2 separate regions of the Homo sapiens genome follow, and region 1 is linked to region 2. A link is a loop called in an ENCODE intact Hi-C map of the cell type or tissue named here. Cell type or tissue: ovary. All regions are shown on one strand. Links, peaks and the distances in the headings refer to the core of each region. The heading gives the core; the rest is flanking DNA.

Evidence for each region. Hi-C counts contacts between places; a loop is a spot of excess contacts. Peaks named below come from ENCODE experiments on the same cell type or tissue, not always from the same donor. Only the 100,000 strongest peaks of a DNase experiment are listed, where the experiment ranks them.
Region 1: a loop joins it to region 2, with 10 times the contacts of the local background. A loop is called at or near these places in 10 of 110 quality-filtered maps.

What each region holds. Positions count from the first base shown.
Region 1 is chr11:117,854,191-117,862,518 of GRCh38, reverse strand. The region is part of intron 1 of FXYD6-FXYD2 (FXYD6-FXYD2 readthrough); the gene reads left to right. All of the region lies in intron 1 of FXYD6 (FXYD domain containing ion transport regulator 6), which reads left to right. Among named protein-coding and RNA genes, the nearest start is that of FXYD6, 18 kb to the left of the region's middle. RefSeq lists an enhancer at 6,277-6,777. In ovary, for the core only: no CTCF peak of the experiment used is centred there; DNase peaks (open chromatin) are centred at 588, 1,068, 4,368, 6,808 and 1 weaker place; H3K27ac peaks cover 1,905 bases.
Region 2 is chr11:117,798,155-117,806,482 of GRCh38, reverse strand. It overlaps a transcript of DSCAML1 not described here. Among named protein-coding and RNA genes, the nearest start is that of DSCAML1, 5.1 kb to the right of the region's middle. In ovary, for the core only: no CTCF peak of the experiment used is centred there; no DNase peak of the experiment used is centred there.

The DNA of each region.
Region 1 (8,328 bases), core at 134-8,133, 56 kb before region 2:
CTTCTGGGCAGCGGCCCTGTAGCCAGGGAAGGGCGTGAGTTGTTTTCTCCCAGGAACAGCAGCTGTCTGTTGACTTTTCCTTCTCATACCCTGCCCTGGTGCATTTTCCTGTCTCTGCTTTTAGGTGCATCTGTGTGAGTGGGGCACGCAGGGCATGGTGGAGGCACCTAGGGCATGGTGGAGGCACCCAGGGCAGCCGAGGCCTCAGAAGGAGGAGGATGACGTGAGGGCTTGCTTGATGCTTCCTCTAAAGCCAATTCTCTTCTCTCAGCAGCCTCCACCTCTCCTGGCTTCACCACCTGTGTCCCTCCTTCCCATTTTCCAGCTCAGTTTCTGCGGGGACTTGGCCCCTGGGCCAGCCTCTCCCGTCTCGAAGCCTCTTTCTTTCTCTTTCCTTTGCCTGCCTCTCCCACTTCCTCTGGGGCATCGCCTTTTCAGTTTCTCCTCCTCCGGGTTTTCTCTCCTCTCCTGCTGCCTCATGTCCTCTGTCTGTCTTGCTTCTGTGTCTCTCGTGGGGGTGCCCTCAGTTTGGGCCTGGGAAGATGTGTCCCTTGCTTTAGCTGTCCCAGCCAGATGTGTCCTCCCTGGGCCACATATCTGCAGCTCTGGATGACATAGGATGTTTGTCTTGAGGCAGGAAAAGGCAGTGGCCGGGAGCCAGTGTCAGCTGTGGGCCGAGGCCCCTCCACATCCTGTGACCTCACGAGGACCCTCCACGTCCTGTGACCACACGAGGACCCTGGAGCCTTCCAGTGGTTGGAGGACAATGTTAAAAGGAAGGGAAGGGGGAGGAAGTAACTGGGCCCTCTCCCTAGCCCCTATCTCTGTTTATCTTTCCATTTTCCTGGAAAAGGTAGAAATGAAGGAGGAAGCCAAGGACAGAGTTGGGCAGTGATACAGTAATGATACTAACAGGTGATGCTTCACCAGCAGTTACTATTCGCCAGGCTGCACTCAGCTCCGTCCACAGGCCGTCTCTTTTCATTGCAAATGACAGCAACAGAACTCCATCTAATTTAGTTGAAGCAGGGGTATCAGTTTACAGAGCCAGACTCGGGAAGGGTGGGGCCCTCTGGTGTGGGAACACAGGAGCCTGAGGCACAGCTAGGAAGCTCTCTGGGCCCCTCCTCCCTGCCTCTCTCCCCTGCCAGCTCTGTACCTGTCAGCTATTGGCCGACTTCTCCCCCAACAGACTCCTCCTCCTTTCATCCGGCAGGATGCTGAGGTCTTTCCTACCATGTCTTTTAGCTACAGGGAAGGAGCTGAGATTGGCAGGCTCCCATAGACCAGCAGGGTTCGAGTGGGGACAGAGCAGGCTCCCTTCCAAAAGGGGATGTCATTCACAGAAGAGGGGACTGATGTGGGCACAAAGACCACCTCATCTGACCCTCACTGATCCCGAGATGCATGCTGTTAGGCCCATCTTGCAGTTGCAGAAGCCAAGACTCTGAGAAGCCAAGTAACGCTCCCGAGGCCACAGAGCCACTGAGTGGCAGAGAGGAGGGAGAGCTGAGTGCTCAGAGCAAGGACCCTGGAGCCAGGTTGCTTGGGATTGAATCTAGGCTCTGCTACTTTCTAGCTCTGGAATTTGGGGCAGCTTACTTAATCTTTCTCACCTCAGTCTGCCCGTCTGTGTAAAGGGAATGATCGTAATAATAGTTGCTTCTTAGGACTATTGTAAGGGTAGAATGAGTTATATAACTATTTAGAACAACACTTGGTATGGCATGAGCACCTTACGAATGTTACATGTTGTTATCAGGGTGTTTTACAGTTTACAAAGAACCTTCACACCTATTATCTCACTTGACCTTGATCATAGCCTTGGAAAGTGGACAAGGGAACGGACTGGCAGATTCTGCACTGATTCTGCGCTGCCCGCACCCCATGCTCTCACCCTCGGCCTAATCAGCTTCAGGGTTCCGTAGCCTGTTTTTAAAAATCCCCCACCCGAGTAAACAGCTCTCTGTTCAACAAGTGAGTATCAATGCTTTCTCAGGGGTGAGCTGGCAGGATTGTACATTCTGCTGTCTCTCTAGCGCACGAATATGTATGAAGCTAGAGATGCTGGAAGCTTGGTAAATGTTCATCCAGATGCGGGAGCCCCTGCATTGTGGCTCTCTGCGCAGAGCTCTCTCAGGTACCTGTATCTCGCTGCCTCAGCCTGCTGGACTGGGATGGGAATGAGAAAACAGGGTGGCAGCTACCTAGAAAAGGTGGGCCCTTCAAAGAGCCACAGTGCAGGTGGCCCCTCATGGCTCTTTGCCCCCAAATGGATGTGATCCCTCCCTGTGAGGTGGGGCCCAAGGGCTGGAGTTTGGGGCTGGCTCTGGGATCGAAGGAAACCTACTCATAGCAGGAAGACTCCCTGCCCTCCACCAACAGCCAGGCAGACAGAGCAGGGCTGAAGTCCAGAATCCTGCACTTATTCTCCAGGGCACCTCTCTTTCCCTACCTCAGTTTCTTTCCCTGTAAAATGCTTTTGACGATAACAAAAGGCCTTCGGCAGACATGGAGCCCAACTCCTCACTCTCTCACACAGGGGAGCAAGCAGGTGATGAGAATAGGCCTCTCCCATGACCCCAGCTGTGCGGTAAGGTGAGCTTGGTGCAGGTGGCTATTGCTGTAGCGTGGATCTGAGTAGCGTACGACCAGACTAAGGATGAAAACAGGGAAGCTCCGGACTAAAAATTATCACAGACAGACTGGTCAGATGTACTGGGAGAGAGGTGGGATCTTTATATTCCTAAGACCTTAGCAAGTCTTACTGTTTGGAAGGAAAATAGGGGGAGGACAGTTTGATTTATTTGTGCTAAGCAAGAGCTTTTGGAGACAAGGGACTGGCTCTGAAGGCTTTTTAAGGCCTCCTTAGTTCTTGGATTTCATGAAAGGGCCACAGGTGCACATTATCAGTGTTAGCATCGGGTTATGTTTAAGGATTAAGTGAGAATAAGCATTTAAAGCACTAAGAATAGTGCCTGGCCTGTATCATTTGTCGTGATTATAATTATTACCTCTTGTATCCAATACAGACCCCCAGACTGGGCCTCAAGTGTGGGTTTTCATCTCAGAATTTTTAATTCCTCTTAGTTTCTTCTGTGGCATCCATAGAAGGGCTCCTATGATGCAGGCTGACCTCTGTGTCCAGCCTTCTGGTTCAAGGCCGCTGTCTGGGAAGTGTGCAGTGTGAGTCAGGGGTGTGCTTTGTAAAGGCACAAAGATCTCCAACCCCGGACCTCCCTCCTCAGGGGATTCACATTTGCCCGCCAGTGGCTCCACAGTGTCCTGCCGAACTGGGTGTGGCTGGACCTGCGGTCGGGACACACTGGCTTGGGGCGGGGGTCTTGCACAGTGTCTAGGAGGCAGGAGATGTATCTCATAGCCACATAAGCAAATGGACTTTCGAGCAGCCTCCCAGAAGGGGTTGAAAATGACACAGAATCGGCCGGGAGTGGTGGCTCACATCTGTAATCCCAGCACTTTGGGAGGCTGAGTTGGGCAGATCACCGGAGGTCAGGAGTTGGAGACCACCCTGGCCAATATGGCGAAACCCCGTCTCTACTAAAAATACAAAACTTAGCTGGGTGTGGTGGTTCGCACCTGTAGTCCCAGCTACTCGGGAGGCTGAGGCAGGAGAATCGCTTGAGCCTGGGAGGAGGAGGTTGCAGTGAGCCAAGATCGCACCACTGCACACTCCAGCCTGGTGACAGAGCGAGACTGTCTAAAAAAGAAAAGAAAGAAGGAAGGAAGGAAGGAAGGAAGGAAGGAAGGAAGGAAGGAAGGAAGGAAGGAAGGGAAGGAAGGAGAGAGAGAGAGAAAGAAAGAAAGAAAGAAAGAAAGAAAGAAAGAAAGAAAGAAAGAAAGAAAGAAAGAAAGAAAGAAAGAAAAAAGAAAATGAAGCAGAATCGACTCTCCGTTTTACAAAAACAGAGGATGAACCTGGGCCATGACTCTGGGTCCCTGTGGCTTGGGAACTTTGACAGGAGAGTGTTTAGGGCACAAAGTTGGGGGTGTGAGGCTGAGTGTGGTCCTTACCCCTGTTTCCAAGCTGGTGGTTACATGGGACCCAAGGTGAGAGGAGAAAGCAGCCCTGACATGGAGAGGGAGTGAGGGGTGCCGGGCTCAGCCAGGAGGGACCCTGGGAAAGCCCCCCTGGAGCTCTGCTCGACATACGTCCCCCAAGTGGATGACGACTGTCCTTTTGTCCTTCATTTTCCTTTTAATCCTGCAAGAGAACTTCAGCCAAAGCATCTGAGACGGGAAGCAGAAAAAGGAGGGACAGTTTGGAGAAGAAAAACGCAGCTGTGTGTGAGTGGGGAGGTACTTTGGTTGGATGCCAAGGGCACCAGGATGCTCCAGCATGGATGGGAAGCAGGGGGACGCTGGAGTGGGGCTGGGGTGGGGTGCCAAGGAAGATCGAGGAGAAGAACATCCAGCCTCTCCAGTACTGAGGCCTCTCTGGGATTCTTTATCTTTTGTCTGAAAGCATTATGAGGCTTAATTCCCATAAAAATAAAACACATTCCAAAGCCAAGGCCAGGGTTTGGGCATTCTCTGCTGGTTTATACTGACCACTCCCCCAGGTCCCGTTCATGAGCATGGAGAATAGAGAACTGATGGTAAGGCTGATATTGTGCAGGCATGGCCCTTTCATGGAAACAGAGGGCTAAGGAGGCCTTAAAAAGCCTTCGGGGCCAGTCCTTTGTCTCCAAGAGGTCTTGCTTAGCACGAATAGATCAGACCACTCTCCCCCTATTTTCCTCCCAGACAGTAAGACTTGCTAAGGTCTTAGGAATATAAATATTCCACCTGGGCCGGGTGTGGTGGCTCATGCCTGTAATTCCAGCACTTTGGGAAGTTGAGGTGGGCGGCTCACGAGGTCAAGAGATCGAGACCATCTTGGCCAACATGGTGAAACTCCGTCTCTACTAAAAATACAAAAATTAGCTGGGCATGGTGGCGCGTGCCTGTAATCCCAGCTACTCAGGAGGCTGAGACAGGAGAATCGCTTGAACCCGGCAGCAGAGGTTGCAGTGAGCCAAGATTGCGCCACTGCACTCCAGCCTGGGCTACAGAGCGAGACTCCTTCTCAAAAAAAAAAAAAAAAATCCACTTCTTTCCCAATACATCTGACCAGTTTGTCTGTGACTTCCCTGTTTTCATTCTTAGTCTAACCTTACACAACACAGATCCATGCTGCAGCAATAGCCACCTGCACTAAACTCACCACATCACCTGGGGATCATGGGAAAGACCTGTTCTCATCACGTATTTACTCCCCTGTGTGAGAGAGTGAGCATTTGGGCCCCATGCCTCCAGAAGACCCATTCTAGACATGATTCCATCCCTCACCTTCCCTGAAGCCAGCACTGTCACCTCCCATCTCCAATCCAAGGAGGCTATCAGTGGCAGTGGCTTCCCTCCTGCCCTCTCATGTCCCTGGCCACCCCATTCCTGCAGGGCCTCGCCCTCTTCCCTGGCTCCAGCCAGGCTACCCCCCTTCCCTTTGGCATTGGGGTGGGCTCAGCCTTCCTTCCCTCTGTTCCTCCTGGCCACTGCTCTGCCAGCCCTGTTCTGCCCACCTCCCAATCCCAGCACATCAAAACAGCAGTCAAGAGTGGGAAATGCATGTTCTGAGCCCTGCCCTGCCCCTAAATAACTGGATGAATCAGGTACCTCATCTCTCTTTGGGCCCCAATTTTCACAAATAAAAAGCAGGAGCCCAATCACTGTAACCAACTGTGATGAATTCTGTGATGCTAACTCCATCTGGTAGACCTCACATCTTGGTTATACTCAATATATACACAGTCGAATCTTTTTTTAATAGACTTCTTGGTTGCAAAGATCTAGATACGTCATAGGCTAAATCATATCCCTTTGCATATAATAATAGTCTAGGGTAACCATTTAGACTAAACTGTGGGGCCCAGGCATTCTGCGGCCTCATAAAAGGCCCCATTCCGGGACGTTCTGTATGAAGTGAGACCTCATCTTTCTTAGCAGGGCATCCTGCTAAGACCCAGGCCCGGTGACCCCTCAGAGCTTGTCATCCGTGGGCTGAGCCTGCAGGAAGGCAAGCAGGTGGGATGCCAGGGGAGGCGAGTGAAGCTTCGGGAGCAGGGGGAGGGAGGGATGAGGATGAGATAATGAAGTTTCACTGTAATTTGGAGCCTCTGCATTTTCAAGGGAGGTTGTTTCTGAGTTATTTTCACAATGGAACTGGGTATTCTGATCTACCTCACTGCTGCGTGGAATCAAAAATAATAGAGCATGTTGCTATATCATCAACTAGTGGCTTCTCTTTCTGAGCAGTTTTTACCCAGCAATTAAGTGAAATTATGTGACTCAGTATGGGAAGATAATTGCCGGAGAAACTCTTCTGATTGCTTTCTCCCGCACATGCAGCCAGCAACCAAGCAGGAGGATCAGAGAGGAAAATTAACATGGAAGTGCTGCTTCCACCCAGAACCTCAGCTGCTTGCCAATATGGAGATAAACAAGAGCACAGAAAGGAGAGGAAAAATGAGCGGAAACAGAATTCGTTCTCATAATACACCCTAGAGGAGGCAGCAACGTGTGATTGGTTCCATTCTCCAGATGGGGAGAGTGGTCCAAATGGTCTAGAGGGGAAGAGTTGGGGAGCAAGAGAGTGAAGCAGCCAGGGAGTCCCCCACTCCAGCAGTGATGATTTCTCAGGCCCCCTGTGCTGGCGAGCCAGGTCCTCAGGCCCCCAGGCAAAGGTCCAGGGCCCAGTGCGCAGGTGGCGGTGCATGCCCTGTTCCTGTGCCCTCTCCGCTCACTTCAGCCTTGGATCTCCTTCCCCCAGTGACTCCTCCTTCCTGTCTTCCATCTACTCCTTAGAATCTCTCGCCCGGAACTGAGATTTTTCACCACCCAGCCTCTTACCCTCCCCACCCCAGCCAGCCTCCAGCAGCCCAGCTTCCTCTCTGGAAGGAGGGAGAAAGGAATGTGTGGTCACTGGGAGGGTGGGAGGTGCAGAGGGGTGGTATATGAGATGGAAGGGAAGCCAAGCTGGGTGCAGCAGTGAGACAAAGGCATTCTGTGGCCCTTCAAAAGTTCTGTGTATGTACTTGGCCACTCGACTCAGGGGCAGTGCCAACGTACCACCGATGAGATTTTTAAAAATGGGTTTAGGCCCCCCTCCTCCCCGCTCCCGCCACCCCGAGGGGCCCATGCTGAGGTGTGGTTGATGTAGCCCAGGCTGGGACAGCAGCTTGCAGGAGTAGAGAATGGGTCACTTTTCAAATTTGTGACAGTATTTCTTTTCACACTGTCACTTGATCAGAAATGTTTTCTTTAGAATACAAAGGCAGGTCTTAACTCTTTAGCTTGGCACTCAAGAGCCTCTGCAATCTGATTCCAACCATCTTATCTGAGTTCTCACCACCCACCCCATCATGCTTTAGTCCAACTGGGTTGTTCACTGTTTTGGAAGATATCTTACACTAGAAATGGCAGCTATTTGGTAGGTTGCTGTCACAGCCCCCTCCTAGGCTAAGCAGACATTACTGGTGGATGAAGGCCGTCTCCTGTTGGACCTCATTTGGGGAAGCCACTTTGGACAGTTACTACTGCATGAAATGCGTTAAGGCTCATCTTGAACTGATCTTGAACTTGAGCTGAATCCCATTTGTTGTTCCTACTCTCTGTTTCCCCTCTCACTGCTTTTGCTCATGCTGTCTTCTCTACCGGAATGCCTTTCCTCTGCTCTTTCCTTCCCCCTGTCTATCAAAATCCTACCCTGCTCTTAAGGTTCCGCTGGAATGTCAGCTCCTCCACGGAAACTTCCCTAGCTCCCTGTTGAGCTCTCTGCTCCCCTTCTCTCTGTCTTTCTGGACTATTGTTGCATGGCGTCTGTACCTGTTGGGAAGTTCTCGTCATATTTGCTGATGGATCAGAGCCCTTTGCCACCAAATCCTACTTCTCCTTGGTAGCTAAGGCTGTATCTTGTTCACCTACTTATCCTTTGCAGAACCCAGAATAGTATGGCCCTTTCTAGGAGTTCAGTGTTGGCTTGTGTAATGGATTTGAACCTGAGCATCAATGGAGGTGATTGTTGGGGTTTGAAGGGAAGGCACAGCAGCAACCTGAACTGCTGCCCATTGTCCCTGGTGGCCCAGAGCCATTGACATGTGCTTTCCCTATTCCCAGGGGGCAGGAAGAGCCCTATTGCCAACACTGCACTCCCTCTTCCGGCTAGAGCTGGTCAAGAGGCCACTGTGGGAAGCCTGGTCCATTTGTCCTTCCCTCTCTCACCTCACATCCAATATTCACACCATGGCCCCTAAGATTTGAAGGCCTTAA
Region 2 (8,328 bases), core at 150-8,149:
GAAGAAGCTACTTTGGCTGATGCAGACAAACAATTAGCCCGCCAGTTCAGCTCAGAGTTTGGACCGATGAGTCTTTGAGGACACAGCTCTGAACTGCCATGTGCCAGATGTGTGGGTGTCTCAGATGGGTAGACACACCATAGAGTCAGGCTTTCCTGAGCCCCTGCAGGGAGGCCTTTTCCCTGCCTCTCTGCATATCCTTCCCATTGCTCAAGCCCAACTCACATCCTACCTTGGTTTTTACTGACCACTCCTTTCTCTGAGCTTAAGCAGCTCTCTTCACAGACTTATCGAACCCCTTGCCCTAGGTGAGACTGTAAAGATCATCCAACCCAGCCACATCATCATAGCTTCATTCGACAAACAGTCATCAAAGACCTGCCTTGGGTACTGAGGATGGAGTGGTGAACAAGGTGGGCAAGAGTCTGAAGGCAACAGGGCCTAGGAGGGAGGTAAACACCACTTAGCTGAGCGCAGGCCAGGCGGTCAGGAGCCCTGGACCTAAGCCCTGACTCTGCCATGTGACCTGGGACGCCCTTCACCTGCCAGCCACTGTTTCCTAGGCACTTGCAGGAGATGCTCCCCAGGTCCCTTCACACTCTGACCTGCTGACTCTGAGCATGTAGGCTTCCCTGTGTTGCTCTTTAAACATCTTCTACTCCACTGGAATGCAAGCTTCCTGAGGGCAGGGACTCTGTGCTAGACTTTCCAGGGATCGGGGAACTCCTTGCACAGGGGCTGGGCACAGAGTTGCCAAAAGAATGAGTAAACCAACAAAATGTACTTCCTTTAGGCCAGGTGTGGACCAGAAACAGTGAAAGAACAGAGTTTTTAACCAGGAGAAGTGGGAAATGGATCCCCCAAAACCTCATACTGTAGCACTTGGAGATTGACAATGCCCACCAGCGTGTTAAAGCCTGCAGTAAAAAACAAAAACAAAAACAACTCCCACAAAAACCTATTTACCTTTGATTATTCCACTGTTTTCCAAACCTATTTGACCATAGATCAGTTTTTGCACCTTACCTATTACCTTCTCATGAAACACTTGTGAAATGCTATGTTAGATCTTTTTCTGTTTTCTGCTGGATTTATCAAAAATAAGGTCAAGTTTGGTAAAGATGCTGGGTTTCAATGTCATTGTGGCCTGAAATGGGAACCTTATTGCTGCATTCTTAGCTGAGCTCTGCCACCCTCACTGGGGCTGGGCTAGGACCTTAGATGACATTCTGAGTCACCCATTGTGTAAGTAAGTGCCATTTGACCCAGGCAACACCCCATTTCCCAACTTTCACCAAATGATGAATGGGATCATGTTTTCTCTCAAATAATCCACATCAGGATTACAGGCCAAGGAGGCCAGTTCAGTAGAAGTTCGTGGGATAGTGGTCCAGAGTGATTGGCATGTCAGCCCAGGAAATCCAACAAAACATTGGACAACAGTAAGAGAAGATCAGCTACCTACTGAGGGGGTGATGGCGCTGGACTGGAGCTGCTCAGACCTCATCCGGATTCATGAGTCTATTCTGTTTTAAGAGAGATTTTTTTTTTCTTTTATGAGACAGAGTCTGTCACCCAGTCTGGAGCACAGTGGTACAATCACAGCTCACTAACATCCTCAGCCTCCCAGGCTCAGAAGATCCTCCCACCTCAACCTCCCGAGTAGCTGGGACTACAGGCATGCACCACCGTGCCTGGCTACTTTTAAATGTTTTTGTAGAGATGGGTCTCCATGTGTTGTCCAGGCTGGTCTTGAATTCCTGGGCTCAAGTGACCCTCTCACCTCAGCCTCTCGAAGTGCTGGGATTACAGGCGTGAGCCACCATGCCCGGACGAGATATTGCTAAAGTTGAATATAAGCAAAGAGGGAAACCAGAATAGGGAAAGGTCTAGAAATTATGTCAGAAAAGAAAAAAGATACGTAGCCTGGCAAAAGGAAGGTGTGGGGGCCTGCGGTAGCAGTTCTTGAATATTTGAATAGCTGTCATTTTGTCCAGATTGGGCACATCTTTTGAACTCCAGAAAGCTAAGGCAGATTTGGGCTTGATAAAGAAAAGCATGTGTACATGACTGTGGACAGTGAAATTAGATAAACTTCTGTGTGGGGAGCAAGCCCCTTTTCCCTGGCAGCATTTGAGAGACTGAGTTGACACCTGTTGGGTCGGTGTAGAAAGCCAGTGGGTATGAGATGGGGCCAGGTGAGCTGAGCTCTAAGGCACTGCCCCCTCTCAGATTCTGTAACTGAGGGGCCAACATTCCCCGTGGTCTCCAGGCAATGTCTTTGTTCAGCCTCACTGTCCCAAATTGCAGCCCACTCACCACTGGGGCACCCCAGGAGCCGTGGCTTTGGCCTCCAGCAGGTGGAATTTCTGGGCCGCACATTTCTCCTGCTCAGAGTGGCTGGAGGACTTGCTAGTGTTTTGTAGCAACTCCTGGACTTTGAGGAGGGTCTCGGTCCACAATGCTGGTGGCCAGTCACAGTGACAGGAGGGATGCTGCCCTGCAGAGAGACCGTGGAAGGCGTTACGGCAGCACCAAGTTGTCTCCCATCCTGAGATCCTCCAGCGCATGGACTGGCAAGTCCAGCCTGTGGTGAAATGGGCAGACTTTCTAGGAAGAGAACTTTCATCATCTAAGTCAAGGTCACCACCATGGGCCTGGGCCTTGACTTTCTCTTCTCTGGGGAGGAAAATCTCTCCAAGGGGGCTTCTGTGTGAACAGCACTGTACAAATACATGATTGACATACAGACTTAAGACCTCTGAGGCAAGCGGGGAGCCCTGACCAGAATCCAGAGAACCTGGTCCCCAGCCACAGTGTAACCCAAGGAAAGTTCCTGGGACGGATTCAGGTTTTGCAGGGCTGGAAGCTTAGACCATTGAGGGCTGGAAGCTTAGGCCTCACTAAGGAAAACAATACACAATTATGAATACAAAATTAGATACAAATATGATCATTAATATATTAATAATCAAATGTGATTATTAATTTAGAAAGATAAAAAGAAATTGCAACAAGTTACAAATCTTGAAAAAACTGACAAATGCCATCATGAAATCCAGACAGATAACATAATATTTGTATTAACTGACACACCTCAAAAATGCTTTCTAAATTAAAAAAAATTTTTTTACGTTACTTCTGCTCACAGCTTTACATAAGCTGGCTTTTGGCTCCATGCATTTCAAACCTTGTCTTTCCTATGCTACACACACACCCCTGGTGCAGGCACCTGAGGCCACAGTTATACTGTGATACAACTTCTGGTTCTGCAACTTCATGTCACAAAGCGCAGTGAGCTGGCCCAGTCGGTGATAGGAGTGTTCCTGCAAGCCATTCCCTATCCTGGAAGTACGTGCATGGCCTGTGAACCATATAAATACATTCCACCAATCCCAAGCCAGAGTCAGATCCCCCCAAAATGTTCACCAGACCCACCGAGAAGCCAGAGCAGAAAAGGGTAGCAGCTGTGATTGACAGTAGTTAAACTCTATTATTCTACAGTGTTTTCATATCTGACCATGTGAACACATTACTAGGGCCCTAAAGGAATCTGAAGCTTGAGCTGTGTAAGTGTCATGGTATTAAACATCCCAAATATGCCTCTGGGACTCCTCTGACTTTGTGTCTTCATCTATATAATGATCAAAACAATTCTGGCATATGTATCCAGATCCTTTTAGGTGAGAATCAGAAATGGACGAAAACATAAAGCCTCTGGAACCTAGAGGCGCTGCCTACAAGGTCAAGATGACAACTGTGAAGACCACAGTGATGCGGGCTCAGCAGGAACTGCTGAGACTTCTTTGGTTTTAGGGGTCAGCACTCCTGCGGGGTCTAATGTCCTGCCAAATGCTCACTCTTAGAGACGAGAAACTCCAATACGAGAACTTTCAAGCTTAAGGCTTTGATCCTAGTTAAGGGACATCTCTCTGGAAGGCATGGCACGTGAGGCTGTAATCAGATATCTGCTACCTTATAAGAATGAGCCCATCTGGTCATTAAATCAACACTTACTGAGTGTACCCCTAGAGCCAGGAGGCACCAGGCTAGGGCCTGCAGGTACAAATCGAAAGGGTCGGAGCCCAGTGTCTAGAAGAGGAGACAAGTCAGACACATGCCTAAATAGCCACAATTCTAGACAAAGGGATGAGACCCATGGGCCAAGTAGATGTCTGAGGCAGTGGGAGACCAGAGGAGGCCTGGTCAGGGAAAACTGGGGGTGCCTGACCAGGCCCTGCTGAATGGGAAGCCTTAAACAGGTGAAAAAGGGGGGCACTGGGTACTTGAGAAAGGTGAAGGTTTTCCAGTGTAGAAGACACTTTCATAAAATTTGATAAGCACATTTGTGAGTGACACATGGGCCAGAAGAAATGCCGGAAGACTTGGGAAGCCAGCAAGTTTAGCTCTGCTCATTGCACTTTCTTTTTTTTCCTATCTCTCTTAGTTTCCATACCTTCCACCCCACTGCTCCCCAGAGAGAAATGTGACAATGAGCTTCAGCTCTGTCGAATCCGGACTACATGGAACCTCTCTGGGTTGGCTTCTCAACCGATTTCAGAGTTGTGAGCTGAGAAAGAACAGCAGGAGAGAGGCCACAGTTATTCAGGGGACTCCTGCCTTGCTGGGGGCTTCCGCAGCCCCTGACCAACCATCCTGGTGTCACTGCTGAGACAGCAGCCTGAACAAGGGCAATGGGACCCCAGAGACTGCATCTGTACAGGCGGAGCCCCAGGGCTTTAGACCCTTTGCTCCAGTGATCTTAGAGCCATAATATTATCATCCAAAATGATGAGAGAGTAAGTGGCAAGCATACCTAGACATCTTCTGAGCCCAGCAGACAGAATTTTGGTTTAAGGAGAACCTGGGTAGTATAATGACACATAATATTTTTTTATATATAGGCATCACAGTCTATGAATTGTACTGATTCATCTCATCTCAAGAAGATGGTATTTTAGATGTATGTGTATATATTTGAAGCCAAAACTGTTTATTTTGTGTAATTTTTTGTGCCTATTAGTTTCTGAATATCTGTGCATAAAAGCTTCTGTTTCTCTGCCTGCACACATTTGTGGGTACACACTATACACCTATGTGGGGTAGGAGGGGGGAATGGGCATATTTGTTTGCATTTACCTTGTGTTTGGTCCTAGGAAGGGATCTTGGTGATCATTCCAGCCCAGCTCTTTCACCTCAATGGTGAAGAAACTGAGGTCCAGAAAGGCAAGGTGACTTGTCACAGGTAACACAGCTGGCTATGGAGACAGAGGTGACACAAGAACCTAGGATTTCTGATTTGTAGATGAGAACTCTTTCTATAATATTAAAATCAATTATAAATTTTGGGGAGGGAAGCAGGGAGATCCTTGTTTTTTCCTCCCCCAACTGATAAGTAAGTACTAAGAAGGTCAATCTTGAATTAGCTATATAATACCAAAAGTTAAGTTTTTCACACAGACCTGGTTCAGTATTGATTCCTTTTATGAAAACCCTGTTTATACTCAAGTTGTCAAAGAATTCCAGAGGGCATATGAAGCCATTGTTAAAATAATTTTATGCCTTTGTTTTTGAAGAAAAGTATCCAAAATATATAAGCTTATTGTTTGAGTTAAACAATAAAAACATCTGCTGTTTCTCAGGATGGCTCTAGTCTTAATATAACATGGCAAAATAATACCCCCTAAATATCCATGATTAACCTGAATTGGAGAGGGCTCAGCTCCCAGTGACTTCATATAGCTGCTTCAACTGGCATTGTTTAAAAAAAACAAAAACAAAAGCACAAAAGCCAAAATACAGACAGATCATCACCCAGCATTCTGATGCAAGAAAATATTAAAACTGATCACTGCTTTTAAATGGGTAGTGTGTCCCTACTAGAAAGGAATCCCACAAATTTGAGGCTTAAAAAAATGGAGCATATGCATAGGTGCCAATGCAGAATTTCTGGATTGGGTTCAAATCACATTGAAGCACAGGTGTGCCTGTCATTAGGTGTTTATGTTTACCTGTACACATGAATGTTTGCCTGGGCAACTGTGTTTGTTCTCACTCTGGCATGAATATATTTGTGTGTGGGTGTGAAGTTTTCCATATAATTTTGGGAACTGTCCCTTCTATCAAAATATAGCCCCTCTAAAATGTCAGCTGGGGAGGGGACTGTCAGGGTTTAAGGTGGGCGTGGGGTAGAACACGCCGCCTGACTCTCTTCCCCGGCGTTTCATTTTTCCCTTGGGATTTCCTGGCATGCTGGCTTGCCCACCCCAATACAACTCCTGTCGAAGAGGAGACTTCTAAATACATCTGAGCCAACCTGTCATTTTCAAAGACATTTCCCTAGATACTAAGGAAGAACAAAATCAATGGGAAACACAAAAAGCATGAGGCCTGACCTGCCTGTTTTTCAGGTCCTTCTTTTGTTAGCCATCTCTCCAGGCTCTTCCGCCTCAGTGTGCACCTTCCGTGTTTCTGCAGCCCCTTTCCTGGATTCCCAGCTCCTTGGCTCTGGCTTTGTCACAGCATGGAAGGCACAATATCGTCCCAGCATTCCCCCAGTGGAGCTGTTCCCTCCTCCCAGTTCCCACAGGTCAAGGTCCTTGTGAGCAAAGCTGTTCCCATTCATGGTAGTTACCTGTGCTCACTATGCGTCAGCCATGGGGCTTGTCTTATTTAATCCTCGCTACGACTTTCCAAGGCAGATGCTGGGGATGTCCCCATTCCACTGGTAAGGAAACTGCAGCTTGGCACACATACATTTCCCAGGCACACAGCTGGCAAGTGGCAGAGCTGGGCTGAGGACTCATCTCCTGCTGTTTCCAAAGCCAGGCTCTTAACCATGACATTAGAAAGCTTCCTTTTGCCAGAGGGGGTCCCCAGGTCTGCTCTCCCCAACTGACCACCCGTTTATTTCCACGTATATGTCTCCTCCCGGGACAGCCAGACTGCAGTCACCGGCACAATGAATGACCTCGCCCTTCGGGTAACACACATGTTGTGGTTCTTTAAAGCCCCCTGTGTATAACTAGCATAAAGCCTCCTACACTCAGGTTGTAGGAGGTACTTGGGGTGGATGCAAAGAAGAGGGTCCACCGCTACTTCCAGCGTGTGAGGCACGGAGCAGCTGTGCCGCTACCCCAGGCCCACTCAGATCCCCTCCCAGCAGACAGCAGCCCCTTTCATCCTGTCTGCCTTAGCGGTTTATTTTAGGCATGACCTGACCAGGTGCTCTGGGTCAATAGGCTTAGTTTTAAATAACTGGATTCCTCTCAATGACCGTTCCCTTTAGAAGGGAGGGGGCATGGTAGAAGAATAAGCCAGCAGGCTGAGGGCGGTGAGAGATGGGAGCTAAGACAGAAGACTGGAAACGTGAGGGCTCTGTCACTCCCTGCGTGACCTCGGGGAAGGCTCATGGCTTCCCCACTCTGGGCCTCAGTTTCCTTATCTGTAAAGCAAAAGATCGGTCTGGGTCATCTCAAACACCCCCTGCAGTCTGTCCCCCCGTCTCTGTTCTATGCCTGTGTTTCCAGATGACAAAACACCTCCTGCAAATTGTTTCAGGGTGGTGATTTTGCATGAAGAGCTGAGCCACCGAGGGATGCTGCAGCTTATAGAGCAAGCTCTGCTCTGGAGTCGGGAGGCCTGGGTTCTAGTCTTGCTTCTGATACAACCTTGGTGGCCTTGAACAAGTTAAGCCCCGATTTTCTCACCCGTTTAAAGGACGAACCTTGAAAACATTATGCTGAGTGAAGTAAGCCAAGCACAAAAGGATACATACTTTATGATCTCACTTATGAGGTACCTAGAATAAGCAACTTCATAGAGACAAAGTAGAATAGTGGTTGCCAGGAGCTGGGGGAGGGGAGGGGAAGGGGGAGTTATTATTTAATGGGTGCAGGATTCTGTTTGGGATGATGAAAAAGTTTTGGAAATGGTAAGTGATGATGGTTGCACATCGTGAATGTATTTAATGCCACAGAATAGTACACTTCAAATGGTTGAAATGGTAAATTTTATGTTATGTACATTTTAACATATTAAAAAACACACTTTTCAAAATTTAGTTAAAATTTCTAGGGATATTTTGGCAAAACCTGGGAGTGAGGAGTCCCAATTCTCCCATGTGAACTTAGGCCGCACATTTCGAGGAAGTAAATTTTCTTCCTCTGGCAAATGCAGCTAGCCAGTGGACCCCTTCTCTCCCTCCAAACTTCGCACTCCACACCTTAGAGTCTGCCCAGGTACAGCCCAATTGTCAGGGCATACTCAAAGCAGCTTCCATGACCCTGCAAAGGGAGCTACAGTCCTGGCTCATAGGCCATTCTCAGG